Regions from separate parts of the Homo sapiens genome. Here region 1 is linked to region 2. A link is a loop called in an ENCODE intact Hi-C map of the cell type or tissue named here. Cell type or tissue: OCI-LY7. All regions are shown on one strand. Links, peaks and the distances in the headings refer to the core of each region. The heading gives the core; the rest is flanking DNA. Region 1 has its middle 22 kb from the start of INPP5F. Region 2 has its middle 5.1 kb from the start of EIF3A.

Region 1 (5,376 bases), core at 113-5,112, 620 kb after region 2:
ATAAAGAGGCAATCTTCAGGAGTTATTTTGACGTGTCTCTCTATGGTTTCTCAATTCTAAAGAAAAAGAAAAGCCGGGCGCGATGGCTCACGCCTGTAATCCCAGCACTTTGGGAGGCTGAGGCGGGTGGATCACGAGGTCAGGAGTTTGAGACCAGCCTGGTCAACATGGTGAAACCCCGTCTCTACTAAAAATACAAAAAATTAGCCAGGTGTGGTGGCACATGCCTGTAATCCCAGCTACTCAGGAGGCTAAGGCAGAAGAATCACTTGAACCTGGGAGGTGGAGGTTGCAGTGAGCCAAGATCGAGCCACTGCACTCCAGCCTGGGCGACAGAGCTAGACTTCATCTCAAAAAAAAAAAAAAAAAGAAAAGAAAAGGAAAAAAAAAAGAGAGCTGATGTCTATCTCTTTGAGCTGTCAGATTGTTAAAACTAGCACATAGCAGTTATTGAGTGAACAAATGCTTTTGTAGGAGAAGGTAGAGAAAGAATATTGTGGGGTAAAAGGAGGTAATTGGGGTCAGGAATGAATCATTCAATTTCGTTGGATTGCTTCCAGACTCAGAAAGAATGCTTACATTTCATGATTTCATCCAACCTCCAAACAACGCCCGGGACAGATCAGGGGAATAATGCTTAGCTCTCAGCCACCTGACTTCCATGACAATGGGTCCCTGTTGTGGGGTGTTGTATGAGTGGCTTATTCTGATTCTGTTGGTCGGTCAGAAATTTGCTGAGGTGCAGAGGCAGCACTGCACAAACGGAAAACGGTAGCTCCTGAACAAACCGCTGCTTGGTGCAAAAGAAAGGAAGGAAGCTTCTGTCCCTGGCCTTTCTCATCCCATCCTCTACTCCTTTCACCTGTCCTAGTTGTGTTGCTCTTGGGGTCAGAAGTAGGGTGCATATGCCTGTATCTGTAGTTTACCCTTTACCCTCTTAGGGTCCGTGAGACTTTGGCAAGTTCCTTCTGTGCTCTGCCCTTCATTTTCCATGTCCCTAAATGGGAATGGTCATGTGTATTAAACAGACTGATGGTGTCTACCACAGTCTTAAGCAGAATGGAAGCTCAAATATGTTAATTATTTTTACTATATGTTTTCTGTCTGTGAACATCCCTCTCCTTTCCTTCTAAAGGATACATGAACTGTTTAGAACAAAACACTCCATTTCAGGACAAGTTTCCTCTGGAAAAAAACAAAAAACAAAACAACAACAAAAAACACAGTTACCAGCTTCAAGGATGGGGATGTGAAAATGTTGTAATGGAAAAGCTGCATATAGAGAGAGAGTCTGTGAGACGGTAAGTTTTAAGTCATAGATAATCATGAGTCTTAGAGGTGGGAAGAACATCTAGAGAGAGCTTATTCAGAAAGACATTCTGGGCTATTTCAACAGTAAAGATGATGCTATCTCCATTTTTGGGGGGAGAGTCATGGCCTTTGGTAGTTTTGAGTGTATTTACCACTAGGTAGTAATATCTTGTTTTCAAACTGATTATTGCTGACTGAATCATGTCCCCTTAAAGATATGCTCAAGTCCTAATCCCCGGTACCTATGAATGTGAGTTTATTTGGACATACATCCTTTGTAGATCTAAAAAAGTTAAGATGAGGTTTTACTGGAACACTAGTTCAATGACTGGTACCTTTATAAGAAGAGAAAAATTTGAACACTGATACAGACACACAGGGAGAGTGCCGTGTGACAAATGAGACAGAAATTGGAGTGATATATCTACAAGCCAAGGAACACCAAGAATTGCAGGCAGCCTGCGGAAGCTGGAAAAGGCAAGGAAGGATTCTCCCTTGGCGCCTTCAGAGGGAGCCTGGCCCAGCCAACACCTTGATTTTGGATTTCTAGCCTCCAGAATTGTGAGAAAATACACTTCTGTTGTTTACTGCCACCCACTTTATGGTCATTTGTTACAGCAGCCCTAGAAAACCAATACACTGACCAAATGACCACATCTCTTTGTCCCCTCTCTTATTTTATTTATTAATTCACTTATGTTTTATAGAGATGGGGTCTCACTATGTTGCCAAAGCTGGTCTCAAACTCCTGGGCTCAAGAAATCCTCCCACCTTAGCCTCCCAAAGTGCTGGAATTACAGGCATGAGCCACTGTGCCCAGCCCCCTCTCTTATTGTAATCAGTAGATTAATCCTGGTTCTCAATAGCCTTGAGGTTTCTGATGGAAATTTTAATATAATTATTAACATATTCTTTGTTTTTGAGACGGAGTCTTGCACTGCTGCCCAGGCTGGAGTGCAGCGGCACGATCTCGGCTCACTGCAAGGTCTGCCTGTTGGGTTCACGCCATTCTCCTGCCTCAGCCTCCCCAGTAGCTGGGACTACAGGTGCCCGCCACCATGCCTGGCTGATTTTTTATATTTTTAGTAGAGACGGTGTTTCACTGTGTTAGCCAGGATGGTCTCTATCTCCTGACCTCGTGATCCACCTGCCCTGGCCTCCCAAAGTGCTGGGATTACAGACGTGAGCCACCACGCCCTGCCAACATATTCTATTTTTACATTAAAATAATATATATTTGGATTGGGGAAACCTTCTGATGACTGAGTTGGTAAGCTCCTAGGAAAGACAGAAACTCACTCTGTAGGCCCCATCCTGCACAGCTAGTAGATGCTGCAGGGAGAACTGGGCATCCCCCAATGATGTGATGCTTCAGTTTCAACATCTGTAAACGCTGCTGATATTTCCTTCCTGCTACTTCAGAATAAAAATACGTCTTTAAAGTATTTTGAGCTCTATGGAGCCTGCTGTAGAAATTTAGAGGTAGCATGATAATCATCCTTCATCTTCGTTTTTTTTTTTTTTTTGAGTCTTGCTCTGTCGCCCAGGAGGCTGCTTTTTTTTTTTTTTTTTTTTTTTGACTGACCTTCCCTTCTTCTGAACTTGTTATTCACATCTTGTCCTCAAGACATTTTCTCCTTGGTACCGAGCAATAATTTTTGTTCTGATGTCATTGGTGATTCCGCACCTATGGAAAGCTGTTATTTTCCATTCTATCAGGAACTCAGGTATTTATTTCAATCTGTTCGTAGCAGAGAAGAATATTTCTGTTGAATGTATTCCTGTTCTTGTCAGGTTGTAAAGATGAGTAGAATGGGATGCCTCCCTAGCGCTGTGAGTTGTTGTTGTTGTTTGTAATATGTGAAATTGATGTAAACCCTCCTGACTTCAAGTTTTCGAAACCTCCCACTACTGCAATGAGTCAGATAGAACCAGGAACTGACACTAAGCTGATGACCCGAAAAGGGATCCATTGCTGAATTACACCATCATTAGTGAGAAGCTCCTGATCTCCTACTTTCTAACTCCAAGAAAGGTTCTATTTGTCGGTTGAAAGAGAAACTCAGCCACAGGTGGTGGGGTACGTCTATAATTCCAGCACTTTCGGAGGCTGAGGCAGAAGGATCACTTGAGGCCCGGAGTTCAAGAGCAGCCTGGGCAACAGAGTGAGACCCTGTCTTTACAAAAATAGATAGGGATATTTTTGTATGCTTCCTTTCTGGCTCCAGTATAACCTTCTTCTAGAGCTTCTTTGTCCTCAAACCTTAAGGAAAATATGAATAGCTATTCGGTTTTGTTTTTCAGTGTGTACAACCTTTGGGCTCTTATTCTGTCTGCAAAATTTAGACGTTTTTGTTGCTCATTGCTCACCTTCTTAATTTTTTTTTGTTTTTGTTTTTGTTTTGTGAGATGGAGTCTTGCTCTGTCGCCCAGGCTGGAGTGCAATGGCGCAATCTTGGCTCACTGCAACCTCTGCCTCCTGGGCTCAAGTGATTCTCCTGCCTCGGCCTCTCAAGCAGCTGGGATTACAAGGTGCCTCCCACTCAGCTAATTTTTGTGTTTTTGGTAGAGATAGGGTTTCACCATGTTGGCCAGGCTGGTCTCGAACTCCTGTGATCCACCCACCTTGGCCTCCCAAAGTGCTGGGACTACAGGCGTGAGCCACTGCACCCAGCCACCTTCTTAATATTTTTAAGAGGAAGATACTTTCCCACATTAGGTGTTGATTATGATTGACATTTTTATGATTTAAAAAAACCCTGTTTATTCTTAGTGGGCTTACTCATTCAGAGAGTCTGAGTATTATTTTTAGCACACAGCAAACCTGTTATTTTAGATTAGACTAATAATGAAACTAAGTCAGTTTCTTGACTTTTTTTTTCCACTTTCTCAGTTAAAAAATATTTTCAAGATGTCTCTGAAAGGATCTTATTGATTGATTGACTGAGACTGGGTCTTGCTCTGTCGCCCTGGCTGGAGCTCAGTGGCACGATCATAGCTTACTGTAGCCTTGATCTCAAGCGACCCTCCAGCCTCAACTTCCTGAGTAGCTGGTACTACAGGCATTTGCCACTACACCTGGCTGATTTTTTTTTTTTTTTTTTTAAATTTAGTAGATACAAGGTCTTGCTTTGTTGCCCAGGCTGGTCTCGAACTCCTGAGCTCAAGCAATCCTCCCACCTTGGCTTCCCAAAGTGGTGGGATTATAAGTGTGAGCCACTGTGTCTGGCCTGAAAGAATCATTTTTAATAGGTACTCCCATTTGTCCAAGAACCTTAAGGGTATATCAGTCATGAATAGGTTGTTGCAAGTATCTGGTTTCTATATGTCTATATTATTTCATATATTTCATATTGTGCATAGAGAAGGGACTCCACATTTTGTAGGGCAATTTGGATGGGCCCTAAGGTAGGGAATGATGGGGGGAGGAGGGAGATGCAGGTAAGCTGATGATAAGATCTTTGGCTGGTGGTATGGGCTGAATTGTGCCTCCCTAAAATCTACGTGTTGAAGTCCAAACCCCCAAGTACCTCAGACTGTGACTGGGTTTGAAGACAGGGCTCTTAAAGAGCTGACTGAGGTAAAAGGAGGTCAATAGGTTGGGCCCTAATACAATATGACTGATGTCCTTGTACGAAGAGAAGATTAGGACACACACAACACATAAACCTGGAGATAACCATGTGAGGACACAGCAAGAAGAGGCCAATGGTAAGTGAAGGAGAAAGATTGCAGAAGAAATCAACCCTACCAACACCTTGATCTTGGACTGTGTACCCACCCAAATCTCATCTTCAACTGTAGCTCCCATAATCCCCACATGTTGTGGGAGGGGCCCAGTGGGAGGTAATTGAATCATGGGGGCGGTTACCTCCATGCTGTTCTTCTGATAGTGAGTTCTCACAAGATATAATAGTTTTATAAGGGACTTTTCCCTGCTTCACTCTGCACTTCTCCTTGCTGCTGCCATGTGAAGAAGGACATGTTTGCTTTCCCTTCCGCCATGATTACAACTTTCCTGAAATCTCCCCAGCTCTGCAGAACTGTGAGTCAATTAAACTTCTT
Region 2 (5,376 bases), core at 155-5,154:
GCTCACGCCTGTAATCCAACACTTTGGGAAGCCGAGGCGGGCGAATCACAAAGTCAGGAGTTCGAGACCAGCTTGGCCAACATGGTGAAACTAAAAATACAAAAATTAGCTGGGCATGGTGGCACGTGCCCATAATCCCAGCTCCTTGGGAGGCCAAGGCAGGAGAATCACTTGAACCCTGGAGGTGGAGGTTGCATGAGCCAAGATTGTGCCACTGCACTCCAGCCTGGGCAACAGAGCGAGACTCCATCTCAAAAAAAAAAAAATAGTAAAATGGCCTCATTCGTTATTACTCATTATTTGGTATGCCTACAACAACACAAACACTAGAAACTTGGGAGATAGGTGGGGCGCAGTGGCTCACGCCTGTAACCCCAGCACTTTGGGAGGCCAAGGCAGGCGGATCACAAGGTCAGGAGTTTGAGACCAGCCTGGCCAATATGGTGAAACCCTGTCTCTACTGAAAATACAAAAATTAGCCGATTGTGGTGGCAGGCCCCTGTAGTCCCAGCTACTTGGGAGGCTGAGGCAGGAGAATCACTTGAACCCGAGAGGTGGAGGTTGCAGTGAGCCGATACCACACCACTGCACTGCAGCCTGGGCGACAGAGCGAGACTCTGTATAAAAAAAAAAAGAAAGAAAGAAACTTGGGAGATAAAATGAAATCCAATATCCCTACATATTGATCCTTTTGCCTTTCAAATTATTTAAAGTATATAAAGCATTTAGTAATATAACAAATGATCATATATGTGTATTTAAATAAAATTATGTACGGTCTAGTGGCATTTTGGGAATGAATAAAGGTGTAACATCAATTTCCAGGATAAATTTACCTATTCAACGAAGGTGGCCAGGCGCAGTGGCTCCCGCCTGTAATCCCAGCACTTTGGGAGGCCAAGGCAGGTGGATTGCCTGAGTTCTGGAATTCGAGACCAGCCTGGTCAACCTGGTGAAACTTTGTCTCTACTAAAAATGCAAAAATGAAAAACCAAAAAAAAAAAAACTAGCCGGGCGTGGTGGTGCTCACCTGTAGTCCCAGCTACTCAGGAGGCTGAGGCAGGAGAATTGCTTGAACCCAGGAGGTGGAGGTTGCAGTGAGCCGAGATGGAGCCACTGCACTCCAGCCTGGGCCACGGAGTGAGACGCTGTCTCAAAAAAATAAAAATAAAAATAAATTTTTAAAAAAAATCTACCAACAAATATTCAGTACCAGCTAACAGCCATTGGATGCGGAAGATAAAAAGATCAAGATGCCTGCTTTCCAGGAGTTAATGATTTACTGGTGAAAATAAATGAATACATAACGAGCGACAAGATAGGATTTAATCTGGGCCAGGAGAAAAGGGTAATTATTTGTTGTCGATTAATGCTTACTTAGTAGAAAACAGGCAACCTGAAGATGATAGAAACCACTTTGGGAAATGGTAAGAGGAAGTAATCAGGCTCAGGGTTTTTTCTAACTAATCAACTTACTTTTGTATTACATATGACTGGATCATTAATATGATGTTTTAGGGTTTTTTTCTGACTTGAGTGGAGTAAACATGATTCCCAGAAAGACAATTGTTAGGAGCACAAGGGAGGTAGTACATTATACATATTTGCAACATAGTATCATACAGCTTTAAAACACGTAGCATGTTTTACAATTTACAAAGTGTTTTCACATTTCTAGTTTTATTTACAAGTTTGCGTAATGAAGGTATTTGTACCCCATGAGCATAATGAATTTCAAAGAGGTTAACTAAGGTTCACAGTAATACATTCCTTCAACAAACCATTATCAAGTGCATTTCATGTACCAGGCACAGTAAGCCGGGCGTGGCGGCTCACGCCTGTAATCCTAACACTTTGAGAGGGCAAGGCGGTGGATCACCTGAGGTCAGGAGTTCGAGACCAACCTGGCCAACATGGTAACCTTGTCTCTACTAAAAAAATAGAAAAATTAGCCGGGGTGGTGGCAGGCGCCTGTAGTACCAGCCACTTGGGAGGCTGAGGCAGGAGAATCACTTGAACCCGGGAGACGGAGGTTGCACTGAGTTGACATTGCACCACTGCACTCCAGCCTGGCGACAGAGCAAGACTCTGTCTCCAAAAAAAAAAAAAAAAAAAAAAAGATACTGGCTTTCCTATACCTAAATACCCCTTTCCTCCTCCCCATCCCACCCACCTTCACCCCACTATCTGCTGCCAGTACTTCAAGCCTCAGCTCAAAGGCTTCCTCTGCAAAGCTTTTCCTGACAGCCAGGGGGTGACTGAACTGCCCCTTTGTTTGTGCTCTTGGCTCATGCAACCGTTAACTCCATCATCGCCCATTCTTGAGCACTCTGCTACCCCTGCAACCCTCACAGGCAGCTGTATTCCTTCCTTGAGCCACTGACTCCTGGAGGTGGCATCAGTGACCACCTGTGACCTGACCTTCACAGTTGGATCCTCTGCCTTACCTCAGCCACTCACACACATGGTCATACCCTAGAGTCTAGACCAGAGGTCAGCAAACTTTTTCTGTGAAAGGCCAGATGGTACATATTTTAGATTTTGTGAGCCAAGAGGCAATGTCTTCAACTTTTTGAGCAACTGTGCTTGCTGAAGGGATAATAGTCTCTCTCTCTCTCTCTCTCTCTCTCTCTGTGTGTGTGTGTGTGTGTGTGTGTGTGTGTGTGCGTGTATCTTTTTTTTTTTTTTTGAGACAGAGTCTTGCTCTGTTGCCCAGGCTGGAGTGCAGTGGCACGATCTTGGCTCACTGCCAACCCTGCCTCTTGGGTTCAATTGATTCTCCTGCCTCAGCCTTCCGAGTAGGTAGGACTACAGGCATGCACCCCACGCCCAGCTAATTTTTGTATTTTTAGTAGAGATGGGGGTTTCACCATGTTGGTCAGGCTGGCCTTGAACTTCTGACCTCAGGTAATCCACCCGCCTTGGCCTCCCAAAGTGCTGGGATTATAGGCGTGAGCCACCGCCCCCAGCCATATATTTTAAAATGCAAAGATTATTCTTAGCTCAAGGCTGAAAAACAACAGGCAGTAGACCAAATTTGGCCCACAGGCCATAGTTTGCAGACCTAAATACCACTGTGTATGAGCACAGTGGCTCATACCTGTAATCCCAGCACTTTGGGAGGCCAAGGCGGGTGGATCACTTGAAATCAGGAGTTCGAGACCAGCCTGGCCAACATGGTGAAACCCCATCTCCACTAAAAATACAAAAATTAACCAGGCATGGTGGGGTGCACACCTGTAATCCCAGCTACTCCAGAGGCTGAGGCAGGAGAATTGCTTGAACCCGAGAGGCAGAGGTTGCAGTGAGCCAAGATCGCACCACTGCACTCCAGCCTGGGCAACAGAGCGAGACTGTCTCAAAAATAAAAATGCAAACAACATGGTGAAACCCCATCTCTACTAAAAATACAAAGATTTGCTGGGCATGGTGGCACATGCCTGTAATTCCCAGCTACCCCGGAGGCTGAAGCAGAAGAATTGCTTGAACCTGGGAAGCAGAGGTTGCAGTGAGCCAAGGTTACACCACTGCAGTCCAGCCTGGATGGCAGAGCAAGACTCCATCTCAACAAAAATAAAATAAAATAATAAAGATCTTAGTTCCTGGCGGGGCGAGGTGGCTCACGCCTGTAATCCCAGCACTTTGGGAGGCCAAGGCAGGCAGATCACATGAGGTCAGGAATTCAAGACCAGCCTGCCCAACATGGCAAAACCTCGTCTCTACTAAAAATAGAAAAAAATTAGCTAGGCATGGTGGCAGGCACCTGTAGTCCCGGCTACTCAGGAGGCTGAGGCAGGAGAATCGCCTGAACCCGGGAGGTGGAGGTTGCAGTGAGCCAAGATCGCACCACTGCCCAGACTGGGCGACAAGAACGAAACTCAATCTAAAAAAAAAAAAAAAATCTTAGTTCTCAAAATCTCAATTTCAAGATTCACTTTTCAGCCACCACCTCCTATTGTTAACTCTATTGTGCTCCAACTCTAATGACCCTTCTGTTTACCAGGACCTACAATCCCTTTATCAATTCTGCTTCCTTTTCACTACCCCTCATTTCCCATGGCCTCTATTTCCCCCTTTTCCCACTCAGATTCTACAGTTTTGTTCTTTTCTTCCTCACTTCTCCTTTTATTCTACTCAGCAAATCCCAACCCTGGTCAAATCCAACCCTCCACCTACACCTTGCCTGCAGCCTAATGTGGCCACAGAAGAATGTATAAGCACGTTGACAGGTCTCACCTTAAATTCAAGACCACAGGCCTCAACAAGCACGTTGTTGCTGCCCAGCCATCCTATTAAACTTCTCTCGGCCCTATCCCATTCTCCCAGATGATTGTTTCATACTTTTTCCTCTCTCTCCAATCCTCTAATGCTCCTTGCTCTACTTTACTCTCAGCCAGGTCCTGCTTTCCCATAGCACTGAAAACAGTGGGGCAGCTAGAAGAGAACTTTGGCACCGTGCCATCTCTCCCCCAACTCACACCTGCAGCTGTGCTCAGATGCTCTGCCTTCTCTCCCTCCTCCCACTCTGTAGTCTGGGGCTCCTATCTCAAGCCAACCCCTATACACCAATGCATTTGATTCCATCTCTCACATGCAGGGGTGACCCCTTCATGTCCTTGAAATACTTCCTTCACTTGGCCACCACTCAGCCTTTCCTGATGTTCTCCTTGCTTTGCTAACTACTCTTTGCTGCTGTCTCATCTCTGTGACCTCTGAGGTTGAAATATCCCAGGGCTCAGCCCCTGGACCTCATCCTTTCTCTAACTATGCTCATTAGTTGGTTCTAGCTTATAGCTTTAGGAATCATCTCTAGGTCCGGGCGCGGTGGCTCATGCCTGTAATCCCAGCACTTTGGGAGGCTGAGGTGGGCGGATCACATGAGGTCAGGAGTTCGAGACCAGCCTGGGCAACATGGCGAAACCCTGTCTCTACTAAAAATACAAAAATTAGCTGGGCGTGGTGGCGCATGCCTGTAATCCCAGCTGCTCCAGAGGCTGAGAAAGGAAAATCGCTTGAACCCAGGAGGCGGAGTTTGCAGTAAGCCCAGGTTGCGCCATTGCACTCCAGCCTGGCGACAGAGCAAGACTCCGTCTCAGAAAAAAAGAAAAGAAAGAATCTCTAGGGCTGGGCACAGTGGCTCATGCCTGTAATCCTAGCACTTTGGGAGGCCGAGGTAGGAAGATCACCTGAAGTCAGGAGTTTGAGACCAGCCCGGCCAACATGGCAAAACCTTGTCTCTACTAAAAATACAAAAATTAGCCGAGCGTGGTGGTGTATGCCTGTAATCCCAGCCACTTGGGAGGCTGAGGCAGGAGAATCGCTTGAACCCAGGAGGCAGAGGTTGCAGTGAGCCAAGATTACGCCACTGCCCTCCAA

What was found. A loop is a pair of places that touch in the nucleus more often than their neighbours do. Peaks named below come from ENCODE experiments on the same cell type or tissue, not always from the same donor. Only the 100,000 strongest peaks of a DNase experiment are listed, where the experiment ranks them.
Region 1: it touches region 2 in a loop (3-fold over the local background); 1 of 110 quality-filtered maps calls a loop at or near these places.

The regions. Positions count from the first base shown.
Region 1 is chr10:119,701,433-119,706,808 of GRCh38, forward strand. No RefSeq gene overlaps it. Among named protein-coding and RNA genes, the nearest start is that of INPP5F, 22 kb to the right of the region's middle. RefSeq lists enhancers at 2,506-2,555, 2,566-2,615, 3,246-3,525. In OCI-LY7, for the core only: no CTCF peak of the experiment used is centred there; DNase peaks (open chromatin) are centred at 2,679 and 3,239; H3K4me3 peaks cover 1,927 bases; H3K27ac peaks cover 812 bases.
Region 2 is chr10:119,083,230-119,088,605 of GRCh38, forward strand. No RefSeq gene overlaps it. Among named protein-coding and RNA genes, the nearest start is that of EIF3A, 5.1 kb to the left of the region's middle. In OCI-LY7, for the core only: CTCF peaks have their summits at 2,230 and 2,433; DNase peaks (open chromatin) are centred at 2,282 and 4,472; H3K4me3 peaks cover 1,788 bases; H3K27ac peaks cover 3,169 bases.